Regions from separate parts of the Homo sapiens genome. Here region 1 is linked to region 2. The links are chromatin contacts, found by Hi-C or POLR2A ChIA-PET in ENCODE. All regions are on one chromosome and are shown on one strand. The core of a region is the stretch at or near the end of the contact, and the rest is flanking DNA. Distances in the headings are between cores, read along the strand shown. Region 1 has its middle 19 kb from the start of LINC01819. Region 2 holds the start of LINC02580 (long intergenic non-protein coding RNA 2580).

Region 1 (7,337 bases), core at 3,429-5,928, 43 kb before region 2:
TGAACGGGTCATTAAAGCATGCAGCACTTCCTCCTCCTCCTTGGCCTCAGCCCTCTCTGCTAGGGCACCTGGCCTCTCCCCTGAGGCTCTTCCAGACTCCCCTTCCCCAAATGCCAAGGGGGTGTCTCAATGTTCAGGCAGGCTGTGGTATGTGCAGGGGTGTGGAAGAAGGAGGTTGGAATGGTCCAAGTGTCAAAGGCGTTCCCCGCTCTTTGAGATGAGGGCACAGTGTACATGACTTGGTGATGTGAAGAAAGCCTCAAGAAGTCCTCTATCCTGAGAGTGTCCCTAATTTCACCAATGATGGTGCCTGAAATGTCCCCATTGTACCCCTGCCTTTGTGTTCAACACTGAGCCACCCACCCATGCACATTCAGGGAAGGGTAGAGTCAGCATGAGGATGGGAAGTTGTAAGACCCCTTTCTCCTGGCAGGAAAAGGGAAAGAAGCTCTGCAGGAAGCTTGCTCCCCAACTTCCCAATCCAGCTGCCCGCCAGATGGGTCGGGTCAGCTGCTCCAGCCATTCTAACGCGGTCAGGCCCTTTCCCCACACCAGGGGAGACCCAGTACTCAGTTTTCCCCCAGTTCCTTCCTGCCAAGGGCCCGGCTTCTGCCAATGCCTCCAGGGCAGACACTGTGCAACTACTCAGGGGCAATGAGCAAGACACAGGCACTGGAATCCAGCAAAGGCACTCAATTTACTGGGTCACCTACGGTTTAGAGACTTAGTGACTATCTGGTCTCGGCGGCCACCCCTGTAAGACAGGACTAATAACATGTGCCTCCCAGGGGCCAGGCTCAGGGTGGGGGCCGGGGGAAGGGTGAGCGAGGCTGGATAGCTGCTCCTCCAGCCTGCCTCCCCTGCACAGATCAATGCCCCTAGCTCAGGCTCCTGAGCTGCCACACTTCCCTCACCCACTCTGAGCTCCTGCAGCCAAGGACAACTCGTGCCTTGATCTGCTTCATCGCCGGATCAGGGTCAGGTGCTCCTGGAGCCACAGGGCCCTAGAGTTCTTATAGGTCGTGCCTGCTGTCCTAGAAGCAGAGCCTGGGAGGGGACCCAGTGAATGTGGTTTATTGGGGAGTGTTCTCAGGAGCAGGGCAGTGAGGGAAGCGGGATGGGGCCAGGGAGAAACCAAGGCAAAGATGTGGCCTCTAGCTTCAGCTGGATCCCAAGGAGCTTGGGAGCACCATGGGATTGGTCCGTCCCACCTGAAGGCAAAGGGGCCAGCTCTGCTACCCTGGGTCAGACATTGGTTTTGGGGAATGGGGATGAAGTTGGGGAATGGGCATCTGGGAGGGGATAATCTCCCAGCTGGTCAGACAGGACAATTCTTCAGAGAAGCAGGCAGCAGTGAGCCTCAGCAGCCAACTCTCCCATAGCAGCTGGGATCTGCATCATGGGCTGGTGAAGGGACCTGGGCAGGCACCCACAGCAGTCACTGATGTACCCCACTCAGAGTTGAGGGGACCCCAGTGGGCCAGCCAGGTGCCAGTCCACACACTCACCTGCAGTCCTGCCTGGGAAGGGCAAGGCCCTGTCTCCAGATGGGCAAATGGGGGCCCTGGGAACTGGGGGGATGCAGGAGCAGCTGAGCCGGGACCAGAGTCCAGGCCGAATGACTTCACATCCAGAGCATGGTCTTCAACCTCCCCTGAAACCTCATGAAGCTGTGGGGAGTGCGTAAGTAAGTGGAGGTTTTTGGGGGAGAAAGTCCAGGAGAGTCAGGGCAAGAACTAAGCAGGGTTTCTAGTCCTCACCTGGTTTTTCCCATGGACAAATCACTGCCCAGGTGGCTGTGACAGGGATTCTGGGCTTGGGAAAGCCCAGAGAACCCCAGACAGGTTCCACACAGCCACCCACTATCCTCCCCTCTTGGGCTTGGTAAGGGGAGAGTGGCTGGCTGGGAGTCTGGGAGGAGAAGGTCCTGTCTCTCCTCATCTTGGAGGTGGGGCTGGGCACATCCAGAGTCACCCACCACAGGAGATTCAAGGGCCGAACCCCACAAGCTGCCAGAACTCCACAAGCTGCCAGGTTTTTCCCATGGATAAATCACTGACCAGGTGGGTGTGAGAGAGATTCTGGGCTCAGGAAATGCCCAGGGAACCCGAGACAGGTTCCACACACCTGGCCACCATTGACACATATGACACTTTTGTGTAAATTAGAAGAAGGCACCCTCACCAGGGAAGACAAACCAACAAAAAAAATTCCCTTTATGCCGGTGAACTTCAGAAAGGGCCCTTTCTTCAGCGTGGGCCTGCCCTGGCCCTCCCCAGCCCCCACACCCTGCCAAGCCTTGGTTCTGCTAGGTCTGTCCCAACTCAGCCAGCCAGCACTGCCCCCCACCCATGCCCTACCCTGCCCTATGGGGACAACCCCACCATCCACCCTGGGCCGCCAGAAACTGAGACCTGTTTCCAGGGTGACAGAGGGAGCAGGAAAAGACTGGGATGTGTGCCTTAAGGCTCTGAAACCCTGAACTAGGGCAGAGATGGGGCAGCATCTCAATGAAGCCGCTGACAGATTCTAGGCCTCACGCCAGCTGCACACCAGACCTGGCAGGGGACCCAGGCTGTGCCAGGCTGACAGGGCTGGTGGAATCAGGGCTGGGGAGCACACGGAGGCCACCCAGCCACCCTGGCCACAGAGGTGCCCCAAAGGCAGCAGAGGCTGAGGGACGTGAGGGTCCTGGGAGACAGAAAGCCCGAGTCCTCACTTAATGCAGGGGCATCCTCTGAGCCCTGCCAGGGGCCAGTGGCAGCTGGAGAGGCATCCAACTCCATCCTGCCCCAAGGGGGCTGGGCATCTCCTTCCCTCCACCCAGCAGCCTGGTTGCTCACCTCAGCACGGCTGTGGGGACGGCCGAAGGCACTAGGGGAGGGGGTCCTCTACCGAGTGCAATCCCGCGGTCCTCGGTCCTGCCTGGCCATCAGTCACCCGGGCAGCGTCAGGCTCCCACTGGATTCCATCAGCCTGCAGTGGGGTCCAGCATCGTTTTTTGTTTTCTTTTTAAGGCTCTAGGAGATTCAACTCTGCAGCCAGACAGGTCAGGAACTACTGAACTGATCAATATTGTCCCTATCGGAATGTGCCTGCTGTCATCACCACAGTGAGTGTCATGGTGTGGATTCTGACTCAGGGCTCTCTCCGCCTCACACTCCCCACACACTCAACATGGCCTGAATACCTCCAGAAATGGGATTCCTGAGACTCCACCGGGGGATCAGGTGGCCAGGTGGTGCTGCGGCAAGCCTGCTTCACATACTTCCTCTCCCAGGTGAACTCCTGCTGCTCTCTCCCTGCAGCCAGCCCCCTCCTGCTTCCTGAGCAACCCCCGCGTGCCCAGATCCTCTCAATCCTCCCTGCTTTCTGTCTCCTGTGAGGGGATGGAGGGAGGGATACGGTTCCAAATTCTATTCCTGCAGGTCAACAGCATCAGCATGGCTTTCCCAGCATGAAGTGGGTCGTTCTTCCAGGCCCACTGGGGGAATTGGAAGCCGCAGGGCAGACTCAGGGAATCACTGGAGATGGTGCAGTGACCTTTAAGTAGCGCTGCGGGACCACCAAGCTCCGGAACTCAGGCTACCCCCATGGACGCCCCCCCAGGTCACTGTTCTCTGCTTCTCAGGCTGGGGCAGTGGCTCCCCATTTCAAAGGTCCCTCTGCCCCAGGGGACTTTCAATCCCTTCCTCAGTGCCCACCCTGGTTTGAAAAGCTCTAATGAGGAGGCCACTGTGTTCACTGCAAAAGAGAACCCCTGGAGCTAGTGAAATCTGAGTCCTGGGCACAGCCTGGATGCAAAGCTTTTCTGAGTTCTCACAACCTGCACGAACACATACGTGGGAAAGTGTCTTAGAGCACGTTCATTTTTCTCTGGCAAAACCTAATTAACACGCAACGCCACCTTCCTCAGGAATCTGCTGCGTGCTATCATTGCAATTCCTAAGAAAGATTTAGTGAAAATTCTCTGGCTTTCCACGGCAGGCCTTGCTCATATTGTGAGTGTGTTTCTTACTCTCTGGACTCATGTCAGCAAGAAAATCAATGTCTTCCCAAGAGATGTGTGGATGATAAGGCTTCTGTTTCCCAGTAAAGTTTATGAACTAAAGCTCCCCCAACACACCCACCAGTGCACCACCCTCTATGGCGGGGGTCCACCTCCGCTTCACCACTCTCTCTTTTTCCCCAACAGCCCAGCCAAAAGGAAGTCAGAATTATAGCAGTGCAGGGAAGGACCAGGGGGCAGAGCCAGAAGTGTCATGGGAGTGAGCAAGACTGGCCTAATGGGCAAAGCCTGACACCAGCAGGAAGAGTGATAGTCCGGGGAGGTAGGCTGGTGGCACCTGGGAAGTCTGGGGCCTCAAATGGCCAGGTAGGGATCATCTCAAATGATGGAGGCCCCAGGGAGTCAGCACCCCAGAACCCAAGAGGGCTGGGGCCTTGGCTTGGCAGAATAATTGTACACATGCCCGGTGCTTTTCTACGTGCTTTATGTTGCTTAGTTCATTTAATCTTCCCAACAATTCTGTACTACTTTCACCCCCATTTTACAGACACGGTAACTGAGGCACAGAGAGACTACGTTGCTTCCTTAGAGTCATACAATTGATATGTGAGAGTCAGGATTTGAGCCCAGGTAGTGTGGCTCGGTGCCCACCCACTAAACCACCACACCACAACCCACATCACAACTCAAGCACACGGCGGAGAGGAGGAAGAGGAGGAGGTGGAGCAATAGTAACAGTCCTGGACCCAGTTAGCAGATGTTCAGGTTACTATGGCTTTGTAACTCCAAAACTTAATGGCCTAAAATATCATCAATGACTAATTTCGCTCCTGAATCTACAGTTTGGGCAGGGCATGGTGGGAAGGTTCGTTTCTTCTCTGCAAGGTGGTAGCTAGGGCAGCTCATCTGCGGACTTGAGGGCCCACTTGTAAGATGATTCAGGCAGTCAGCGAGAACTGGCTGCTGGCTGGGAGCTCAGCCAGGGCTGAGAGCTGGGGCCTCCGTTCCTCTCCACATGGGCCTCTCCACAGGCTGCTCACCCTCCCTCTCAGTACCGTGGCTGGATTCCAAGAGTGAAAACCCCAAGAGACAGGAAGTAGAAGATGACAGTTTCTGAAAGCCTAGGCCCAGAGCTGGCAGCAGCATCACTTTTGCCATATTCTATTATGTGAAGCAGTCACATATTCCAGATTCAACAGGAGGGGATATAAAATTGACCTCTAGGCCGGGCGTGGTGGTTCACGCCTGTGATCCCAGCACTTTGGAAGGCTGAGTCGGGCGAATCACCTGAAGTTGGGAGTTCAAGACCAGCCTGACCAACATGGAGAAACCCCGTCTCTACTAAAAATACAAAAATTAGCCTGGCGTGGTGGTGCATGCCTGTAATCCCAGCTACTTGGGAGGCTGAGGCAGAAGAATCACTTGAACCCGGGAGGTGGAGGTTGCAGTGAGCAGAGATCGCGCCATTACACTCTAGCCTGGGCAACAAGAGCGAAACTCCGTCTCAAAATAAAAAAGCAAAAAAAAAAAAAAAAAAAAAAAAAAAAAAATTGCTGATCTCTAGATGGAAAGAGTGTTGGAATTTGGGGGCCAGGTTTTAAAACTGCCACATGGGGCGTGGGATCCAGAGGAAGGGCTGGATTCCAGGTATGAGGGCAAAGTGGCTGTTTGATCTTGCTCAAAGGTAGACTAAAGGGAAGATAAATTGACTGTAACACTCACCAAGTCCCCAGCATGTACCAGGTGTTGGCCCTCATGGGCATTATCTCAACTTACCTTTGCAAGAACCCTCTGACACAGATTTTTCACCACTCTTTGTAGATGAGTACTCTGAGGCTCAGAGAGGGTGTAAGCCTTATCCAAGGTCACATGCTGGTGAGTGGCCAGCTTTTCCAATTCCAGAGTTGACCCTTTAACTCCTCTGATGGGTTGCCTCCAGATAAGGAGCAGGGCTGGCCCCAGAGATGTGGCAAGGTGGGTCAGGATAAGGTAGGAGAGCAAAGAGCCAGGCTGTCACTCCCCATCCACTCACCTCCTCCTCCAGAAGCCCTCCCAGGCAGGAAAGGGTCCCAAGACACCCTGTCCCAAGGACCCTTTCCCTCTGACACCTCCTCAGTCTGGGATGTGCACCGAGCTTCCCCTCCGCCCTGTCTCCCAAGCTGTATTTCTCACCCCTGAGCAGTTCCCCAAATCCTCCCTTGTACTTCCTTGAAACCTTCCCAGGGCATTCTCCCAATTCCACCTGTCTTAGCCATAAGCTGTGAATAATTACCAATGTAAGGCTTTCAATTTTCGATATAAAATTTTTACTTTAGAAAAGTTTTAAAGAAAAATGGCAAAGATAATACAGAGAGTTCCCATATTCTCCACACCCAATTTCCCCTATTATCATCATCTTACATTTAGTACGGTACATTTGCCACAATTAATAAACTGCTATTGATATCAGCCCTACAAGATTAACATTATTATTAAACTATGTTCATACTTTATTCAGATTTCCTTAGTTGTTTTTTTTTTTAACCTAATATCCTTTTTCTGTTCTAGGATGCAGCATTACATTTGGCCATCATGTCTTCTTAGGTCTCCCTTGGCTGTGACAGTTTCTCAGACTTTTCTTGTTTTTGATGATCTTGATGATTTCAAGGAGTATTGGTCAGGTATTTTGTAGAATGTTCCTCAGCTGGGATTTGTCTGATGTTTTAGGTTATGGGTTTGAGGGAGCAAGACCTCAAAGGTGAAGTGCCACTTTCATTACATCCTATCAAGAGTATATGCCACCACCATGACCTGTCACTGTCGATGTCAACTGCGTTCACAGTTAACAGAAGTAGTGTTTGTCAGGTTTCTCCACTATGAAGTTATTCTTTCTTCCCCTTTCCGTGTATACTGTTTGGAGGTAAGTTGCTATGTGGAGCCCACATTTAAGGAGCAGGGAGCTATGCTCATCCTTGAGTATCTGTGAATATCATCTGCAATTCTGTATTTTTGTATCTTCTCCCCCTTTTCTCTATGTAGCCATTTATTTATATAAGTTCAAACTCATGGATATTTCTCTTTTTTTTTAGATGGAGTCTTGCTCTGTTGCCCAGGCTGGAGTGCGGTGGCATGATCTCGGCTCACTGCAACCTCTGCCTCCTGGGTTCAAGTGATTATCCTGCCTCAGCCTCCTGAGTAGCTGGGACTACAGGTGCCTGCCACCACACCTGGCTAGTTGTTTGTATTTTTAGTAGAGATGGGGTTTCACCATGTTAGCCAGGATGGTCTTGAACTCCTGACCTCATGATCTGCCTGCCTTGGCCTCCCAAAGTGCTGGGATTACAGGCGT
Region 2 (7,144 bases), core at 4,379-6,878:
CACGCCTGTAATCCCAGCACTTTCGGAGGCCGAGGCACGTGGATCACCTGAGGTCAGGAGTTTGAGACCAGCCTGGGCAACATGGTGAAACCCCGTCTCTACTAAAAAGACAAAAATTAGCCGGCCATGGTGGTGGGCTCCTATAATCCCAGCTACTCTAGAAGCTGAGGCAGGACAGTCGCTTGAACCCTAGAGGTGGACGTTGCAGTGAGCCGAGATCGTGCCATTGCACTCCAGCCTGAGTGACAAGAGCGAAACTTTGTCTCCAAAAAAAAAAAAGTGGCCTTTCTCTGTGCATGTATTTTTAGTTTATATGAATGATGTGCTGCAGATTTCATTCTGTTTCTTGCCTTCTTCAGGCAGCACTGTTTTAAGGTTCATCCACATTGTTGGGTGTACATCTAGTTGGTTCTGCATTCGTCTCATTGTGTTATACTTATCCCATTCTTATTCCATTCCCTAGGTGAAGTGGGAGAGAGAGGGGCAAACTGAGGAGATGATGGGCCTGTCCTTGAGACTCCATCCTAGGAGAGAGATACTAATACCCCCTTTCTAACCACATGTGTACATGTGTGCAGGCACATGTACACACACACACACACGTATCCCTTCAGCTGGGGACCCGGGAAGGTTGGGGTGGGAGAAAGAAATAGGGAGTTCAGTCAGAGGAGGATCTATCCTGGAGCTCTGGTACTGTTAAATCTAAGTCTTTGCCTCCTCCAGGAAGCCTGCCTTGACCACCCTGTTCCATGCAGGTCTCTCCCTCTTCTGGGGATGGCAAATGTCATTTAATCATACACTAGTCTAGTCTAGTCTTTCTGTTACTATCTCCCTGATCAGACTGAAATCCCATTAAAGGGAAAGATCATCTCTTGTTCTTTTTGTCTCTCTTGCTCAAGGCCTGTCCCAGAGGAAGTGAGAGCAGGGAGTGGGAAGTTGGATTTCGCTTTATTCGGTTCTACTTCCTCTGTTTTAGGAACATGCCATCTTTCAGCAAACAATTATGTGCCAGGTTTGTAGAAGTCTGGAGAGGAAACACATGCACTGTGCCAGCTCTCGGGGGCCCTTCTCATGGGAGTTGTGAACATCCAAACACGAAGCTGGAGGACAAAGTGTAGGGTACACAGATCTGAGCATGTACCTGGGGCGCAAAGGAGGAACCACCAGCTCAGTGCACAGGGAGGCCAGGGAGGGCTTCTAGCAGAGGTCACAACCAAGCTGAACCTGAAAGAGAAGAGTTAAGCTTAGAGCTGGGCTTGGAGCAAGGGGAATATGAATTAACATGGGGAGGATGCAAGAAATCTTGTGTGCGTTCCAGTCATTATGGCTGTGTAACAAATTATCATAATATTGGCATAAAACACCCCTTAATTATGTTTGGTATCCAGTCAGGGTCAGGAATCCGGACAGGGCACAGCAGGAGGAGCTTGTCTCTGCTCTCTGTTGACTGGGGCCTCCACTGGAAACACTGAAGGCTGGAGTTTGGAATCATCTAAAGGCTCATTCACTCACAAATCTAGTGGTTGAGCCTGGTTGCAGGTTGGAGGCCTCAGATCTCCTCCACATGGGTCTCTCCATGTGGGCTAGTTTGGGCATTTCCATAGCACAGTGTTTAAATTCCTACAGCACACATCCCAAAGAAGAGAGAGCGAGCTAGGTGGAAGTTCTAGCTTTTATATGACTTAGCATCAAAAATCATCCCTTTTGCCATAGTCTGTTGGTCAGACCGGTCTCAAGCCCCTATCCCAATTTGATGAGAGGAAACAGAGACCCCCTTCCTCTCAGTGGGAGGAGTGTCAGTCACACTGCAAGAGCCTTTGGGTTGGGAGATATATTGTGGTGCAGTCATCTTTGGAAAACACAATCCCCACTGCCTGTGTTGATGGGGATGGGAGGGGGTAGGGGAACAACAATAGACCAGTGTCTACTATTGCTGGAGCACCACGTGCAAGGTGAAGGCAGGCGGAAACAAGGCAACTGGGATAGGTCAGGCCAGGTTCTGGAGGGTCTTAAAAAGCACATGTAGAGGTTGGGTGCGGTGACTCATGCCTGTAATCCCAGCACTTTGGGAGGCTGAGGCAGGCTGATCACAAGGTCAGGAGTTCCAGACCAGCCTGGCCAACATGGCGAAACCCCGTCTCTACTAAAAACACAAAAAATTAGCTGAGTGTGGTGGTGCGCGCCTGTAATCCTAGCTACTCAGGAGGCTGAGGTAGGAGAATTGCTTTAACCTGAGAGGCGGAGGTTGCAGTGAGCTGAGATCGCACCATTGCACTCCAGCCTGGGCGACAGGGTGAGACTCCATCTCAAAAAAAAAAAAAGCACATGTAGGACAATGCTTACAGGCAAAGGAAGACTTTGGAAGCCCCAGGACTCCTGCTTACTTATTCCCATCCACCCAGCATCTCCTGTGTGTTGGATCAGAAAATATGCAAAGCCCCCCATGAGTACCTGAAGCAGAGGAACTCTCAGGGTTTAGGCTTTCACATAGGCTGGCTCTTCAAATGTATGGTAAGATGGTGGAGAGCAGTAAAGCCAGGTCTGTGTCCTGGGAGTTAGAGTCAAGAGTAGCTAGCCAGCAGCTTCCTACCCCTGTTCCTATGTTCGCATACACACCATATGTACCTGGCCAAGCCCAGTCTCTCAACCTGAGTCCCATGGATGCTGCTGCTTGGGTGGCAGGTGGGGACTCTTCAGAAGTGCCCTGCCAGGTCCACTTTGAATGGTCCTAGGCAGAGCACGATCCATGCTTCATACACACAGGCTCAGGAGGTGTGGGCCAAAGGGGTAGCATGATACCAAGAAGAGAGCTTTAGCTTGGGATGGGAGTCCTGTGTCCTGATCCTGCCTCTGCTCAACCAGCTGTGGGCCTCAGGGAGGACATTTCCTCTGCTGGACCTTGCAGGCAAATGCAAGGATTGGACTAGACAGGAGTTTTCTCCAAGTGTACTCCTTGGAACTCATGCATTAAAATCACCCACCCAGAAAACTACAGCGAGATACCACCTCACACTCACTAGAATGCTAAAATCACAAAGACTGACAATATCAAGTGCTGACGAAAAGGTAGAACAACTGGAACCCTCATATATTGCTGGTGTGGATACAAAATCATATAGCCACTTTAGAATCTAGTAAAGCCAAATACCTTCTCTATGACCCAGCAATTCCACTCCTAGACATTTACCCAAAAGACAAAAACACGTGTTCACAAAAAAAAGTCTCGTACAAAATGATCATAGCAGCTTTATTTATAACAGCCAAAAATTAGAAACAGTCCAGGTGTCTGTCCATCAACAGGTGAATGGATCAAAAAAAACTGTTTAATCAAAAGAAAGAAACTAAACTATTAATACACACAACAGGAATAGATTTCAAAAACATGATTCCAAATGAGAACAGTCAGAAACAAAACAAATGTATACTGTATGGCTCCATTTATTATGGAGTCCAAAAACTGATGAAACTTTAGGAATAGTGCTAGAAATCAGAGCAGTAGTTACCTGGGGGGATGAGCAGTGGGGTGGAGAAACTGGAAAGAGGACCCATGGTACTTTCTGGAGTGATGGAATTGTTCTATATCTTGATGAGATGTGGGTGACATGGAATTGAACACCTAAAATCTGTGTATTTCATTTCCCCGCTATATCTTATATTTTATTATATATTATTAAAAATATTTGGACTGGTAAAATGCAGTTTTCTGGGCGCCCCAGAATCCCCGAGTCAGGGAGTCCTCTGTGGTGAGGCCCTGGAATCTGCATGCTGAAAGGGCTCCGGCTTTGGAGAGAGCATTAGACTTGAGGCCGAGGTCCCCAGGGGCGATACCCACACGCCGCTCCCTGCCCCCCACCCCGGGACGCCCCCCACTGCACACGATCCCACTCGGCCCTTGGCACTTCCCCCTCTCCCCAAGCCCCCAGCCCTCTGCCCAGTCGCCCCTGGTAACCAAGAAAGGGCCTGAAAATCCTCAAAGTGCAGCCGCCCGGGGAGGGGCCGTCCACAGTGTCAGCGAGACAAGGGCACATACAAAATGCGGGGTAATTGCCGCTTCTCTAATTCGCGGCCCTTTGTGCGGCGGCGCGGAGCCGGCGGCCGCGCTCCCAAGCCCGGGCCTTTCAGCCACCCAGGGGGGGCCCCGGCGGCCGAGCTCCCCGCGCTCCGCCGCGCATAATTAATCGGGCTTCACAGGGCCCGGGACAAAGGCGCCCATTCACCCCGCCGCTCCTCCCCCCGGGGATATTGTTATTTCTAAAAACTGCAGCCAGCTGGGCCGCAGAGAAACGTCAGCTCTGTGGGAGAATGAGCGCCCGGCCGGGCCGCGAGGAGACTGGGAGCTCTGTCTCTCGCGCCCCGCGCGGGATTACAGCGGCCAGGGAGCCGGGGTGGGCAGGGGGCCCAGGGTCTTTTCTGAAGTCTGCACGACTCCTCAGAAAGCCTCGTGATTTCCATGGGGCCCTGGAGGAGGGCGCCATGGAAATGGTAATGCGGGGCATTGAAGCTGGCTCGTAGGGAAGGAGGGGGGTTGCGTCCAGGCTGCCCGGGCTGTGGCACGACTCCCGGGTGGGAGGGGCCGGTGGACGGCCCAGTGGCCAGGCCCGGGTGCCCCCACCTGTACCAGGCCCTCCCGGACACCGGGAAAAATGCATCCAGGAATAAAGGCCCGAGTCTGGGTCCAAGGAGCCTGCAGTTAAGTTAGGGGCGGGGGATGTGGTGCCTCCACAGTAACCCAGCTCCGCTCCAAGGACCACCAGGAGAGCTGGTTGAAAGCAATGCCTACACACGCCTGGGCCTCACCACCGGGAATTCAGGCTCCCAACTTCCCAGGCATCTGCCTAAGCTCTCCAAGCACCTCTGAAGCCCACCAACATTTGGTGACCACTCAGCACTGTCCCGGGAAGGTGGCTCCAGTGCTCCACGTCCCATTTCACAGGCGGGAAATGGGCCCAAGGAGATAAACGGACTTGTCCAAGATCACAGAACAGAGCTGGAACTGGACCCTCGGCATGCTGGTTGTATACAAAAGCAGAACAGAAGAAGGGAGAGGGTGCTAGAAAGGGGGGCTCAGGCCTCACTTCCTCCGCTAAGCATCCCCTGGCAGCTGGGGGCATCTGAACTCTCCCTTCCCTGGCCTCTCCTTGCAGGAGACGTGCCTGCCTGGTTAAATGCCTCCAGCGTGTTCTGTTCTGCCTGGTGGATTTGCGGGGGGTTCTCCTACCTGCTCCATCAGAGGCACTGTTGAGTGCAGGCCCAGAGGCCCCACTGGTTTTATGCCAGGGTTGGTGCCCAGAAGAGCTCCAGCCAGGGCTTACTGGATGGGAGCAGCATCTCCTGACTCCAGGGTCCAGGCCTTCTAGGCTGCATTCCCCTTCAAAGTCCAGTGTCCTCCCCAGGCCCGGGAGAGGCCCAGGTCCCAGGTCGGCAGTGCTGGTCTTCACCTTTGCCACTGAACCCGAGGAAACGAGCACCCGTCTATTCCTCCTCCCAAAGCTGGGAGCAGTTGTGAAGAGCCGCCATAGATTTCCAAAACCTCAGCATCCTGAACGCCTCCCAGAGCAAGCAGAGGCCTTTCCAAAACACTTCCCCTCCGAGCCCGTCTTACTGAGACATTCTGTCCCTCGGCTATACTCTGGAAAATGTTCCCTCAGCCTAAGACTGCCAGTCCCAAGCAGGACCACAGGCCTCAGAGCCAGACCGCACCACAGGGCCTGGCTCCTCCAGGCAAGTCAGGGAAAGGAAGCTGCCTGTATTTTCAGAGGAGCCCAGGCTTGCCTCCAAGGCCCAGAGAGGGTGCCCAGCCAAGCTCATTTCTGCTGCTACCACGCCATGCAAGACACTGGAAAGCCAACATCACACGACATTCACATCTGTGGGTGGAAGAATGTGCAGAAAACTCGAGAACAAAGTAGAGGGAAGGAGAGCACAGAGTTCAGCCAAGCCTCTAAGGGGACAGACCAGCTGTCCAGTAACAAGCAGACTCAAGCATAGCTGCGGAAGTCAACAGATTTTCCCTGGGGGACCCTGTGACCTAGGCAGCCCCCAACAGCCAGGCCACCAGCACAGCATCAAGCAGAAAACCAATCCAGCTCTCTCTCCCATTAAATCAGCTTTACTTAAGATATAGAATGACCCAATACTGTCTGAAAATGAAATGCCCAAGGCTCAGCTAAGAGGAAGCCAGACTACGTAAAAGAATGTCCTTGAAATATAAACTGAAGTATTTAAGGGTAAAGGGGCAAGATTTCTCTAAATTTTTCTCAAATGATTTCATAAATGTAAATAATTGGTGAATCTGGGGAAAGGGTATACAGGAATTCCTTAGTCTTATAAACTTTCTGAAGTTGGCAATTTAAAAAACAAAACGGCAGGCAGCAGACATGCCAAAACATGATAGCACTGATATTCCAAATGCCATACCCAGTGAAGGGACTCAACTCTTCTGTTACCTTCCCCCTGCAACACACAGTCACACTCACACTCAAAATACTTGGAACCGCACGCTTAAGATCTGTGCATTTCATTTCCCTGTTATACCTTATATTTTATTACATATTATTAAAAATAAAATATTTGAACTGGTAAAATGCAGTCCAAAGATGCATGCATCTTTCACTGTCTTCTGTCATAGCAATTTGTGAACCCAAGTCAGGCCCAGCGTCCTTAAGGGGAAAGCCAGTGTTGTTTACCTCTGAATCCTACTGCAGCTAGCAATGTACTTTGTAAATGGTAGGCATTTAACCAAACCTAGAATCCAATCATTTGCCATGGAAGGTTTCTAGCTCTAAGTGAGGTGGAAGGAGGAAGGGAAGGGGGTAGATAGCCAAATGGAAGAAGAAACCAAGAAAGACGGCAGAGTCCACATGGATTTTCCAGTCCAACACACTCATGTCAGAACTAATTTTTTTTGTTTTTGTTTTGGGGTGTTTTTTTTTTTAAGACACGGTCTCACTCTGTCACCCAGGCTGGAGAGCAGTGGCACAACCTCGGCTCACTGCAACCTTTGCCTCCTGGGTTCAAGCTATTCTCCTGCCTCAGCCTCACGAGTAACTGGGATTACAGGCGCGCGCCACCACACCTGGCTAATTTTTTGTATTTTTAGTAGAGGCGTGGTTTCACCATGTTGGGCAGGCTGGTCTTGAACTCC

The links. A loop is a pair of places that touch in the nucleus more often than their neighbours do. ChIA-PET counts read pairs that join two places held with the same protein, here RNA polymerase II (POLR2A). Pooled maps may share reads with other maps.
Region 1: a map of dorsolateral prefrontal cortex shows a loop between it and region 2 (5-fold over the local background). The contact joins the enhancer-like site here to the promoter of LINC02580 in region 2. A Hi-C loop is called at or near these places in 10 of 168 maps with a recorded cell type or tissue (Caco-2, K562, chondrocyte and 5 more), 2 of 37 single-sample maps with no recorded cell type and 8 of 50 pooled maps. POLR2A ChIA-PET finds 5 or more read pairs at or near these places in 10 of 52 experiments (A549, AG04450, GM10248 and 6 more).

The regions. Positions count from the first base shown.
Region 1 is chr2:43,054,698-43,062,034 of GRCh38, forward strand. No RefSeq gene overlaps it. Among named protein-coding and RNA genes, the nearest start is that of LINC01819, 19 kb to the left of the region's middle. Within about 2 kb of position 4,679, at least 15 of the 41 ENCODE cell types and tissues checked have a DNase peak (open chromatin) inside an H3K27ac peak, as active enhancers do; they include dorsolateral prefrontal cortex, where a contact is called at or near this core.
Region 2 is chr2:43,096,817-43,103,960 of GRCh38, forward strand. LINC02580 (long intergenic non-protein coding RNA 2580) reads right to left here and starts at 5,629. Exons shown (of 2, transcript NR_151714.1): 1 at 5,219-5,629; 2 at 930-1,224. LOC107985876 reads right to left here and starts at 5,629. Exons shown (of 3, transcript XM_047446566.1): 1 at 5,219-5,629; 2 at 1,142-1,224. RefSeq lists an enhancer at 4,011-4,682.